Linked DNA regions of Homo sapiens: region 1 is linked to region 2. A link is an interaction called in ENCODE POLR2A ChIA-PET data of the cell type or tissue named here. Cell type or tissue: K562. All regions are shown on one strand. Each heading gives the region's core, and the rest is flanking DNA. Links, peaks and the distances in the headings are about the cores only.

Region 1 (5,000 bases), core at 1-5,000, 370 kb before region 2:
TAAGACATTCCAGCTTGGCTCAAGCAAGGCAGAGATTGGGGCTGGCTGCAGCAAGAGGGAATAAAATGAGACTCCAGGAAGAACTTTCAGGCAGCAGCTTGAATGCAAAGAAGGTGGACATCGCTATGTCTGTTTGTCCTGCAGGCAGAAGGCCTCTCAGCTGCTCTGGGAGGCACGTCTGGAATGGTGGTTGCCTCTCAGAGATTCCGAGGCTGGGCCAGGCGGAGCCTCTGGCAGGGGGCCAGAACCTCAGGACCTGGTGTTTGGGATAGACACAGAACAGGCGGGTGGTGTCCAGAGCTGGCCAGGAACAACACGGGCCGGCGAGAAAACACAGCTGGGTCCCTGCCCTCCAGCCTGTGCCCTCCAGTCTGTTGGTAGGGGCTCTGGCCACCTGACATTTGAGGCTGGGATGAGAACTTGGGCCCTACCTTCGAGCCCTGCTGCAGATTCAAGCTGTCCTGGTTATTTATTTCTTTTTTCTTTTCTTTTCTTTTTTTTGAGATGGAGTCTCACTGTCATCCAGGCTAGAGTGCAGTGGTGCGACCTCGGCCCAATGCAACCTCCGCCTCCTAGGTTCAAGCAATTCTCCTCCCTTAGCCTAGCTAGGACTACAGGCGTGTGCCAACACGCCCAGCTAATTTTTGTATTTTTAGTAGTGACAGGGTTTCGCCATATTGGCCAGGCTGGTCTTGAACCCCTGAGCTCAGGTTATCCACCCACCTCGGCCTCCCAAAGTGCTAGGATTACAGGCCTGATGTTCTGGGTTTGGATACTGGCTCAGTTGAGCCACTTCCTGGCTGTGTGACACAGGACAAATGAATCTCCTCCCTAAGCCTCAGTTTCCCCAGGTATGAACAGGTTGACCAGAACATTATCAGCAGAAGCAGCAACCAGTACTTAACCGTGTGCATTAATTCATAAATTCTCCACCTCTCTAGAGGTGGAGAGCATTATCATGCCACTTCACAGATAGGGACGTTTAGGGCTAGAGAGGTGATGTTGCTCACCAGTATCACACAGCATGAGTTTGAACGCACCTGGCAGAGCCTCCCTGACCATGTTTCCAGAAGAACAGCTGTCATTATTATTGTTGAGACACAGTTTCACTCTGTTGCCCAGGCTGGAGTGCAGTGGCACAATCTCAGCTCACTGCAACCTCCGGCTCCCAAGTTCAAGCGATTCTTGTGCTTCAGTCTCCCAAGTAGCTGGGATTACAGGTGCCGGCCACCACGCCCGGCTAATTTTTGTATTTTTAGTAGAGACAGGGTTTCACCATGTTGGCCAGGCTGGTCTTGAACTCCTGGCCTCAAGTGATCTGCCTGCCTCTGCCTCCCAAAGTGCTGGGATTACAGGCGTGAGCCACCGTGCCCAGCCAGCTGTCATTATTATTATTAATTATTTTGAGATACAGTTTCACTCTGTCGCCCAGGCTGGAGGGCAGTGGTGTGATCTTGGCTCACTGCAACCTCCGCCTCCCGGGTTCAAGCGATTCTCCTGCCTCAGCCTCCGGAGTAGCTGGGACTACAGGTGTGCGCCACCACGCCCGGCTAATTTTTGTATTTTTAATAGAGATGGGGTTTCACTGTGTTGGCCAGGCTGGTCTTGAACTCCTGGCCTCAAGCGATCCACCTGCCTTGGCCTCCAAAGTGTGGGATTACAGGCGTGAGCCACTGCGCCCGGCCCAGCTGTCATTATTATGAGTCATTTGGGTGGCTTCTCCCAGGGACCTCAGGACAACCCAGCAGCTGACATTCTGCACAGCCGGCATCCCCTTTCCTGGCATGAGGACTCAGTACTTCCTCTGGGAAGCACCCCCTTCCTCCCTCAAAGGCCACAGGGCTTGGGTGGGGCTCCCCTACCCCCGGCGTCCATGGCTAGGCAGACAGGGACACCGTGATTGGCTCAGCAATGGGCACATGACCCAGGCCAGCCAATGAGGGCCCCCTCTGGGATTTTTACTGGTGCTCTTTGGATTAAGGATCTCCCTCTCCACTAAACTGGACAGACAGATGCCTGGAGCAGTGAGGTCACTTTCCCTTGCCTGCCTGAAAGAGAAGCTCCCAGGGAAAACAAGAAGAGAAAGGCACCAAGTTAGATTCCTGATGATATCTGAGCACTGAGGCCAGCGTGGTGGCTCATGCTTGTAATCCCAGCACTCTGGGAGGCCAAGACAGGAGCATCATTTGAGCCCAGAAGTTTGAGACCAGCCTGGGCAACATAACAAGACTTTGTCTCTACAAAAAATAAAAAAAATTAACGAGGCACAGTGGTGCATGCCTGTAGACCCAGCTACTTGGGAGGCTAAGGCGGGAGGATTGCTTGAGCCTAGGAAGTCAAGGCTGCAGTGAGCCATGATTACACCAACTGCACTCCAGCCTGGGCAATGGAGCGAGACTCTATCTCTTAATAACGACAACAAGAACAAGATATTTGTGCACCTGGATCCAGCCATGCCTGAAGCTGTCATCAGTTACGTAATAACACATTTCCTTTTCACTGCTTGAACAGCTCCGAGATTGATTCCTGCCACTTACTGAATAAACAGGGAGGTTTCTGCCTGGTAAACCAACAGCCTTGGGGAACTTTCCCCCAAATACCTCCCACTTTCTGGATACTGACAAAGTGGCAGTCACCTAATTTCTCTGCATGGTTGCTACAGCCCTGAGGGTTGGCTGCACAATTCTCCTCCTTTTGTGGATGATAAGACAGAGACTCTAAGAGTTGGACTGATGTGTCTGGTGGAAGGTCGGGGGCTGGGGCTGGACCTTGGCATTCTTTTTTTTTTTTTTTTTTTTTGAGACAGAGTCTCCCTCTGTTGCCCAGGCTGGAGTGCAGTGGTGTAATCTCAGCTCACTGCAACCTCCGCTTCCCTAGTTCAAGCGATTCTCCTGCCTCAGCCTCCTGGGTAGCTGAGGTTTACAGGCGCACGCCACCACACCTGGCTAATTTTTGTATTTTTAGTAGAGATGGGTTTCACCATGTTGGCCAGGCTGGTCTCCAACTCCTGACCTCAAGTGATCTGCCCGCCTCGGCCTCCCAAAGTGCTGGGATTACAGGCATGCGCCACCGCACCCTGCCTGGACCCTGGCGTTCTGAGAGTCCAGGATGAGCCATGGGAAGAAAGAGGCCCCCCCCCCCCAAGCCATTCTCCCCTGCCTGCCTGCGACCGCTTACCTGCTGCTCCATCGCAGCTTCGCTCTGTGATGCTAATCTTCTTCACCATATGGACGTTGCTGGTAGCTGCAGCGGGCACTGGGCACATTGTCTCCACCACCTCCTGGCTGCGGAACACAGGTGGGCTCTCAGGCCTACCAGGCATTGCCAGGGCCCTCAGCCCTGTGCCGTAAGGCTCCAGGCTCTGGGCCCGCTGTGCGGGGGCGCCAGCGGCTGTGCTGGCCACCACCTCCACCTCCCGTGGCCCTTCTACCACCCGGACTGTATCCACGCGGACCGGGCTGTCCGGCGGTGGCCAGGCCTGGGGCTGGGGGTCAGCCTGCCGGGCCTGAGCTGCCTGCAGCTCCTGCAGCGCCTTCTTGAGCTGGGTCTCCAGCACAGCGACCTTGGCGGCGAGGGCAGCCTCCCCATCAGGCATGCCCAAGTCCCGTTCTCGAACCCAGGTGCCCACACTCCGGGTCTCCAGTGCCACTGGGTCCTCTGGGGGATCGGGGAGGTCCAGGCAGAGCTCGCTGCGACCCCGGCCCGCTGTGGGGTGGCCCAGGAACTTCTGGCTCTTAAGTTGTACTGTGAGCTGCCGCTTTTCCTCCTGGAGCACCGAGAGCTTCACCTGGAGCACAGGGATCAGCTTCACCTGCTCCTCCAGCTGCCGCAGCTTCCGCAGGGCACCCGCCATCTGCTCCCGCACGTGGGCCAGGTGCCCGGCACTGGGAGGCACCGGTGTGGACAGTCCTGAACTCCGTGGTGTCGGGGGTGGCAACCCCACGCCCACCAGGGAGGCTGTCGAGCCGGCCGCACTGGGGGTCAGGGAGCCCAGGCCGGTGGGTGTGGCCGCCTGGTCCTCGAGACGGCGACGGGCATCCAGCAGCGTGCGCTCCACCCGCGGATTGAAGCCACCGCGGGTCTCCAGAGCACCATACTGAGGGTAGAAGCCACGGCCGCAGTAGGAATAGGCTGAGTGGCGGCTGTCCCCACTGGCATTGGAGCACAGCGACTCAGTGGACGTCCACCAGGAGCCAGGGCCACGGGGCAGCGAGCTCAGGCGGGGGCGGCGCTGCACTGCCACGCGTCGCAGCGTGTGGCCCTTCTCGATGTCATCCACGTACTTGAGGAAGTCCAGGTCCAGGCGGTAGCCATAGGGGGTCTCCACGGAGTAGGGTGGATCGGGGTCCTTGGCAGGGAAGGCAGGTGGGGAGGCTGGGCCAGGGGTCCCTGGGGATGGGAGAAACACCAGGACCTTTGAATCCTCTTGTCCCCATTCTCAGGGTGAAGACTGATGCCTGGGGAGAGTTGGGGTTTATTTGCCGAAGAGATGGGAGCCCACCTGGTACTCAACCGCGTCTGCTCTCAGACCCTCCAGAGCAGGGCTATGCCTCCCCTTCAGACTCCCGGCGCTAGGCTATGTCGCCTCTCAAATCCCCCAGGACAGGGCTCTATCCCTCGGCTTAGACTACCCCCTTTTTCCGGTAAGACTCTGCCTCCCCCTTCAGACCCTCCCAGGGCAGGACTCTGCCTCCTCCCTCAGACCTCTAATTGTTGGGCTGTGTCCCACCCTCAAAGTCCCCAGGGCAAGGTCCCCAGCCCCCTCAGGCCTCCAGAACTGAAGCTCCCCGGGGCAGGGCCCTCTTCCCTGAGTCCCCTGACCTGGGAAGGGAGCAGGCACGTGCAGGACCTGGGCCATCTTCTTTTCTACAGATGCTCCTTGGAAGTCACTTGAGGGACTGCGAGTCAGACTGCCTGCAGCACCGGCTGAGGCTTACCTGGGGAAAGAGAACCACGGCGCCGGGAGTTAGGAGTCTGTAGGGGGAGGGGAGGAGATGAGG
Region 2 (7,295 bases), core at 1,302-6,301:
CAAAAAAAAAAAAAAAACAAAGACATTGAGTCACAGGATGTATATATCTTTCATTTTGTTCATGATTGCCACATTAGTTTTCTCTTTTTCTCTCCTTTCATCCCTTCCCTCTCTTACTTCCCTCCTTCCCAGCTTTGTTGGATGTAATTGACTGAACATGAACTGCTCATATTTAAACCATGCCTGGCCGAAATTGCATGTTTTGACATACAGGTATATCATTAAAACATGACCATAATCAAGACAATTATTTCCATCACCCTAAGAAATTTCCTCTTACCAGTAGCCGAGTGTGATGGCTCATGCCTGTAATCCTAGCACCTTGGGAGGCCGAGGTGTGCGAATCACGTGAAGACAGGAGTTTGAGACCAGCCTGGGCAACACGGTGAGACCCCTTGTAGTCTCCACTACAAATACAAAAATTAGCCAGACATAGTGGCACACGCCTGAAGTCCCAGCTACTAGCGAGGCTGAGGCTGGAGAATCACTTGAACCCGGGAGGCGGAGGCTGCAGTGAGCCAAGATTGTGCCACTGCACTCCAGCCTGGGTGACAGATCAAGACTCAGTCTTAAAAAAAAAAAAATAAGAAAAAAAAGAAATTTTTCTCTTGCCCTTTTGTGCTCTGTCCCCTACTCCAGCCCCTGGCCCTAACTGATTTGTTTTTGGTTCCTGTAACTTTGTCTTTTTCAGAAAGTCATATAAGCTGAATCATACAACGTGTAGCCTTTTGAGCTGGGCTTCTTTCCCCAGCATAAGATGTTTGAAACTCACTCATGTTCCCAGCATTTTGGGAGGCCAAGGCGGGTGGATTGCTTGAGGTCAGAAGTTCAAGACCAGCCTGGCCAACATGGTGAAACCCCATTTCTACTAAAAATACAAAAATTAGCTGGATGTGTTGGTGTGCGCCTGTAATCCCAGCTACTTGGGAGGCCAAGCCAGGAGAATCACTTGAAACCAGGAGGCGGAGGTTGCAGTGAGCCGAGATCACGCTATTGCACTCCAGCCTGGGCAACAGAGCCAGACTCTGTCTCAAAAAAAAAAAAAAAGAAAAAAAGGAACTCACTCGTGTTGTTGGATATGTCAGCAGTTTGTTTCTTTTTTGTTTTCTTTTGAGATGGGGTCTCACTCTGTCACCCAGACTGGAGTGCAGTGGCACCATCATGGTTCACTGTAGCCTCAACTTCCCAGGCTCCAGCAGTCCTCCCACCTCAGCTTCCCGAGTAGCGGGGATTACACCTGTGCACCACCACGCCCAGTTAATTTTTGTGTTTTTTGTAAAGACAAGGTTTTGCCATGTTGCCCAGGCTGGTCTCGAACTCCTGGACTCAAGCAATCCACCTGCCTTGGCCTTTCAAAGTGCTTGGATTATAGGCATGATTATTATTCAGTTGTATTCTGTTATATGAATGTCCCACACTTTGTTTATCTTTTCACCTGTTAGTGACCTGTTTTTTGCATTGTTGCCGGTTGTTGAACAATTATTAGAGCTGTTATGAACCATTTCTTTCATTTTGAGGGTGGCAGATGACACCACTCCAAAATATGCCACTTTGGCATATGGATTGTTTCAGCTAAGTGCACTTGAAAAACAGTAGGTGCAGGAAAAGCACTCTGACCTCCCTCTTTTCTCTGGAAAACGAGATAAACCCCCATATGGAAGATGCCCTCCCCATCCCAGGAAGAAAGTAAAATTCTTTTTAGACAGGGTCTCATCCTGTTGCCCAGGCTGGAGCGAAGTGGTGTGATATCCACTTCCTGCAACCTCACTGCAACCTCCACCTCCTAGTCTTAAGCGATCCTCTCGCCTTGTCCCCAAAATAGCTGGGATCACAGGCGCCCACCACCATGCCCAGCTAATTTTTTTGTATTTTTGGTAGACACAGGGTTTCACTAAGTTGCCTAGGCTGGTGTCCAGCTCCTGAGCTCAAGTGATCCACCCGCTTCTGCCTCCCAAAGTGCTGGGATTACAGGCCTGAGCCACCGCGCCCAGCCCTAGAGCGTACAATTCTTATCACCAGAAGACAGGGAGTCAAAGCTGAGGAAAAAATGTACAAACAAACCTTGTTAAATGAACCCTTATTTTTCTAGTTATTTTTCCACCATTAACTGCTCTAGCCCAAACCCCTTTGTCTTGTCACATTTTCATAATTTACTACCCTTTTAAAACTTTATTTATAATATTTATTTATAATTTTAAAATTTATTTATATATTTATTTAGAGACGGGGCCTTACTCTGCTGCCTAGGCTGGAGTACAGTGGCACAATCATAGCTGATTGCAGCCTCAAACTCCTGGGCTCAAGCGAAACTCCCACGTCAGCCTCCTGAGTACCTGGGACTACAGGTGCGTGCCACCCAGCTAATTTTATTTTCTGTTGTTTTAGAGATGGGGTCTCCCTGTGTTGTCCAGGCTGTTCTTGAACTCCTGGGTCCAAGCAATCCTCCCACCTTGGCCTCCCAAAGTGTTGGGATTACTAGTATGAGCCACCACGCCCATCTATAATTTACTACTTTTTTTTTTTTTTTTTTTGAGAAGTCTGGCTCTGTTGCCCAGGCTAGAGTCCAGTGGTGCGACCTCAGCTCACTGCAACCTTTGCCTCCTAGGTTCAAGTGATTCTTCTGCCTCAGCCTCCCAAGTAGCTGGAATTACAGGTATGTGCCACCATGCCTGGCTAATTTTTGTATTTTTAGTAGAGGTGGGGTTTCTCCATGTTGATTAGGCTGGTCTCAAACTCCCAACCTCAGGTGATCCGCCCACCTTGGCCTCCCAAAAGTGTTGGGATTACAGGCATGAGCCACCATGTCCATCCATAATTTTCTACTGTTTGTCTAATACAGTAAATAAGTGTTTGACTGTAACTGCTTCTTTGGGTCTTCCTTTTCAGGGCTCCCATGTCCCATAGAACTTATGTTAAATATATTTCTATGCTTTTCTCCTATTAATTGATCAAATGTCAGTTTAAGTCTTAGGCCCCGCCAGAGATCTAAGAGGGTAGAGGAGAAATCTTGCCTTCCCTCCACAGGTCTTTGTGTGGATGTTCATTTGCATCTTTCCCTGTGATTGCTTGCTTGCTTGCTTGCTTGATTGATTTTGAGACAGGGTCTCACTCTGTGGCCCAGGCGGAAGTACAGTGGCATGATCATGACTCACTGCAGGCTTGACCTCCCAGGCTCAAGTGATCCTCCCACCTTAGCCCCTGCCCCACCCTCTCCACCCCACCCTCTCAACCCCCTGAGTATCTGGAACTACAGATAAGCACCTCCATGCCTGTTTACTTTTTTATTTTTATTTTTTATTTTTGGTAGAGATGGGATTCACTATGTTTCTCAGGCTGGTCTTGAACCCCTAGGCTCAAGCAATCCACCCACCATGGCCTCCCAAAGTGCTGGGATTACAGGCATGAGCCACCACATCCTGCCTCCCTGAAATATTTGATTCCTTCGGAATTTATTTTTGTATGTGGTCTAAGGTAGGGTTCAGGTTTTGTCTCATTCTAGTGCAAACTGACAAGGCAAATAACACCTCCTTTTCCATGAAGTTGCAATGCGACCTTGAACCTATATTATGTTCTTAAATAAATCTTCCTGAATTTGTTCTTGGATTCCCTCAGTATTTTCCTGAGTCAATGCTATATTGTTTTTGTATTTGTTTCTACTTTCTCTCTTGATATTTTCCCGAGCCAATGTTTTGTTTTGGTTTTTTTTTATTTTTTTTTATTTTAGAGATAGGATCTCACTCCATCATCCAGGCTCAGGCTGGAATGCCGTGGTGTGATCATTGCTCACTGTAGCCTCCAGCACCTGGGCTCGAGGGATCTTCCCACCTCAGCCTCCTAAATAGCTGGAACTACAGGCGTACACCTCCATGCCTGGTTAATTTATGTATTTTTTTTTTAAGTTGGGGCCTTGCTATGTTGCCCAGGCTGGTCTTGAATTCCTGGCCTTAAGTGATCCTCACATCTTAGCCTTCCAAAGTGCTGGGATTGCAAGTATGAGCCACCACACCTTACCCTGAGTCAATGTCAATGTCCTTTTTTTTTTTTTTTTGAGACGGTGTCTTGCTCTGTCACCCAAGCTGGAGTGCAGTGGCGCAATCTCGGCTCACTACAACCTCTGCCTCCAGGGTTCAAGTGATTCTCTTGCCTCAGCAGCCTCCCGAGTAGCTGGGATTACAGGTGCCCACCATCACACCTGGCTAATTTTTGTATTTTTAGTAGAGACAGGGTTTCGCTATGTTGGCCAGGCTGGTCTTGAACTCCTGACCTCAGGTGATCCACCTGCCTCAGCCTCCCAAAGTGCTGGGATTACAGGTGTGAGCCACCACACCTGACCCTGAGCCAGTGTGTTACTATTTTGATGACTGTATGTTTTGCTATTGGTAAGGCAGGTATCTCACCTTCTTATTCATGATTCTTGGCCTGGGATGCTGTTTAGGAAGTGGACATGGCCTGAGTGTCAAGTGACAGACAGCCTACTGGCTGCATGAGAATGCCAGTCCCTTTTTCAGCCTCTAGTTTGACAAGCAGAGTGGCAAGATGATAGTGTCTGTGACAGCTGAAATCAGGAGTGGTTGGTTGCTCAGGAGGATCGAGAAGAGATGAAACCCTGCCACTTGCCTGAGGGACTCTGCTGTCTCGTTTCTTGCAGGTTAAAAGGCATCTTTCCAAAAATGGCTGAACCTGGTGTGGTGGCTATGCCTGTAATCCCAGCATTTTGGGAGGCCAAAGTGAGAGGATCACTTGAGGACAGGAGTTCAAGACCAGTTTGGGCAACCTAGGGAGACTCCATCTCTCTTTTTTTTTTTTTTTTTTTGAGATGGAGTCTTGCTCTGTCGCCCAGGCTGGAGTGCCGTGGCGCGATCTTGGCTCACTGCGAGCTCCACCTCCCAGGTTCACACCATTCTCCTGCCTCTCAGCCTCCCGAGTAGCTGGGACCACAGGCGCCCGCCACCACGCCCGGCTAATTTTTTTGTGCGTGTGTTTTTAGTAGAGATGGTTTCACCGTGTTAGCCAGGATGGTCTCGATCTCCTGACCTCGTGATCTGCCCTCCTCGGCCTCCCAAACCGCTGGGATTACAGGCATGAGCCACCGCGCCCGGCATTTTTTTTTTTTTTTTTGGAGACAGAGTCTCAGTCCATTGCCCAGGCTGGAGTGCAGTGGTGTGATCTCGACTCACTGCAACCTCCACCTCCCGGGTTCAAGCAGTTCTCCCACCTTAGCCTCCCAAGTATCTAGGGTTATAGGTGCACACCACCGTGTCTGGCTAATTTTTGTATTTTTTGGTAGAGGAGGGATTTCACCATGTTGACCAGGCTAGTCTCAAACTCCTGACTTCAGGTGATCTGCCCGCCTTGGCCTCCCAAAGTGCTGGGATTACAGGCGTGATGTACCATGCCCGAACACCATTTCTTAAAATAAATAAATTAGGCCGGGTGCGGTGGTTCATGGCTATAATCCCAGCACTTCAGGAAGCCGAGATGGACAGATTGCTTGAGCCCAGGAGTTCAAGACCAGCCTGGACAAAGTGGTGAAACCCCCTCTCTACAAAAAATACAAAAATTGGCTGGGTGCAGTGGCTCACGCCTGTAACCCCAGCACTTTGAGAGGCCGAGGTGGGTGGATCACGAGGTCAGGAGATCGAGACCATCCTGGTCAACATGGTGAAACCCCGTCTCTACTAAAAATACAAAATTAGCTGGGCATGGTGGCGCACTTACCTGTAGTCCCAGCTACTCGGGAGGCTGAGGCAGGAGAATCAATTGAACCTGGGAGGTGGAGGTTGCAGTGAGCCAAGATCAGGCCACTACACTCCAGCCTGGCGACAGAGCAAGACTCTGTCTCACGGTGAAACCCCGTCTCTACTAAAAAAAAAAAAAAAAAAAAAATTAGCCGGGCGTGGTGGCGGGCGCCTGTAGTCCCAGCTACTCGGAGAGGCTGAGGCAGGAGAATGGCGTGAACCCGGGAGGCGGAGCTTGCAGTGAGCCGAGGCTGCGCCACTGTACTCCAGCCTGGGTGACAGAGCGAGACTCCGTCTCAAAAAAAAAAAAAAAAAAAAAAAAAAAAAAAATTAGCCAGGTGTGGTGGTGTGTGCTTGTAGTCCCAGCTGTTCAGGAGGCTTAGGTGGGAGGGAGGATTGCTTGAGCCCCGGAGACGGAAGTTGCAGTGAGCTGTGATCACACTACTGTACTCCAGCCTGACAGCCTGGGCAACAGAGTGAGACCCTGTCTAAAAAACAGAAAAGTAAAGAAAAAAATAAAATAATTAATTAAGATGGCTGAGTGCTGGCTGGTGTTGTCTCCTCAGCAAGACAGAAGCTCCCTGAGGGCCAGCGCCCACCCTGATTTATTCCTCCTAGTGTCCTTGGGTCCCCAGCTGCCTGGCACAGAGCTTTGGTCCTTGGTGCTCGGTAGAAGTGTCTGGCTGATGTAGAGGAGGGAGCCTGAGTTACAATCCCCCCTCCCCTGCCACTCAGTCTTCGTGTGACATTGGATGTGTCACTTCTTCTTTCTGTGCTCTGGGCCATGAGAACGGGGTCCTTGGGCTATGATGGTGACCTCTGATTCAGACTCCTGCCTGTCTGGTGCCTCTGAGTCAGTGAGAAGAGCGCGGCTGTGACCTCCCTAGACTGTTGTGGTTAAGATTGAGGGACTGCCACTTCCTAGAAATTACCTTGGTCACAGTGGTTAAGCCGTCCAATCTAAGATAAATATTGTACCAAAAAAAATTAAAAAATAAAAACCCACAAAAACACGTCTGAGCTTCTGTAATAGCCTCTGAGAAGCAAGGATGATTCTGGCCCCTGCCTCATGGGCCAGGATCAGAAGTGACGGTAAATGGCAGCTGGAACAAACTCAGGATTACATTTTGGGGATTTGTTTGTTTGCTTGAGACAGAGTCTTGCTCTGTTGCCCAGGCTGGAGTGCAGTGGTACGACCTCGGCCCACTGCAACCTCCACCTCCTGGGTTCAAGTGATTCTCCTGTCTCAGCCTCCTGAGTAGCTGGAATTACAGGCGCCCGCCACAATGCCAGCTAATTTTTGTATTTTTAATGGAGACAGCGTTTTGCCATGTTGATCAGGCTGGTCTCGAACTCCTGATCTCAAGTGATCTGCCCGCCTCAGCCTCCCAAAGTGTTGGGATTACAGGTGTGAGCCACCACCCCTGGCCAGGATTGCATTTTGGAAAGATCACTGCTTAATTATAACAGTTGGCCAGACATGATGGCTCACACCTGTAATCCTGCATTTTGGGAGGCTAAGGAGGAAGAATCACTTGAGGTCAGGAGTTTGAGACC

The links. ChIA-PET counts read pairs that join two places held together with the same protein. Peaks named below come from ENCODE experiments on the same cell type or tissue, not always from the same donor. Only the 100,000 strongest peaks of a DNase experiment are listed, where the experiment ranks them.
Region 1: POLR2A ChIA-PET joins it to region 2 with 5 read pairs; 1 of 35 experiments calls an interaction of 5 or more read pairs at or near these places.

What each region holds. Positions count from the first base shown.
Region 1 is chr19:11,189,654-11,194,653 of GRCh38, forward strand. It overlaps KANK2 (KN motif and ankyrin repeat domains 2), which reads right to left. Exons shown (of 13, transcript NM_001136191.3): 3 at 4,822-4,937; 4 at 3,178-4,389. The coding sequence starts at 4,858. Among named protein-coding and RNA genes, the nearest start is that of KANK2, 5.4 kb to the right of the region's middle. RefSeq lists enhancers at 1-267, 268-767 and a silencer at 1,823-1,872. In K562, for the core only: no CTCF peak of the experiment used is centred there; DNase peaks (open chromatin) are centred at 248 and 1,908.
Region 2 is chr19:11,561,840-11,569,134 of GRCh38, forward strand. No RefSeq gene overlaps it. Among named protein-coding and RNA genes, the nearest start is that of ELOF1, 6.3 kb to the left of the region's middle. RefSeq lists a silencer at 6,034-6,083 and an enhancer at 6,494-6,583. In K562, for the core only: a CTCF peak has its summit at 3,536; DNase peaks (open chromatin) are centred at 2,029 and 3,222; H3K4me3 peaks cover 259 bases.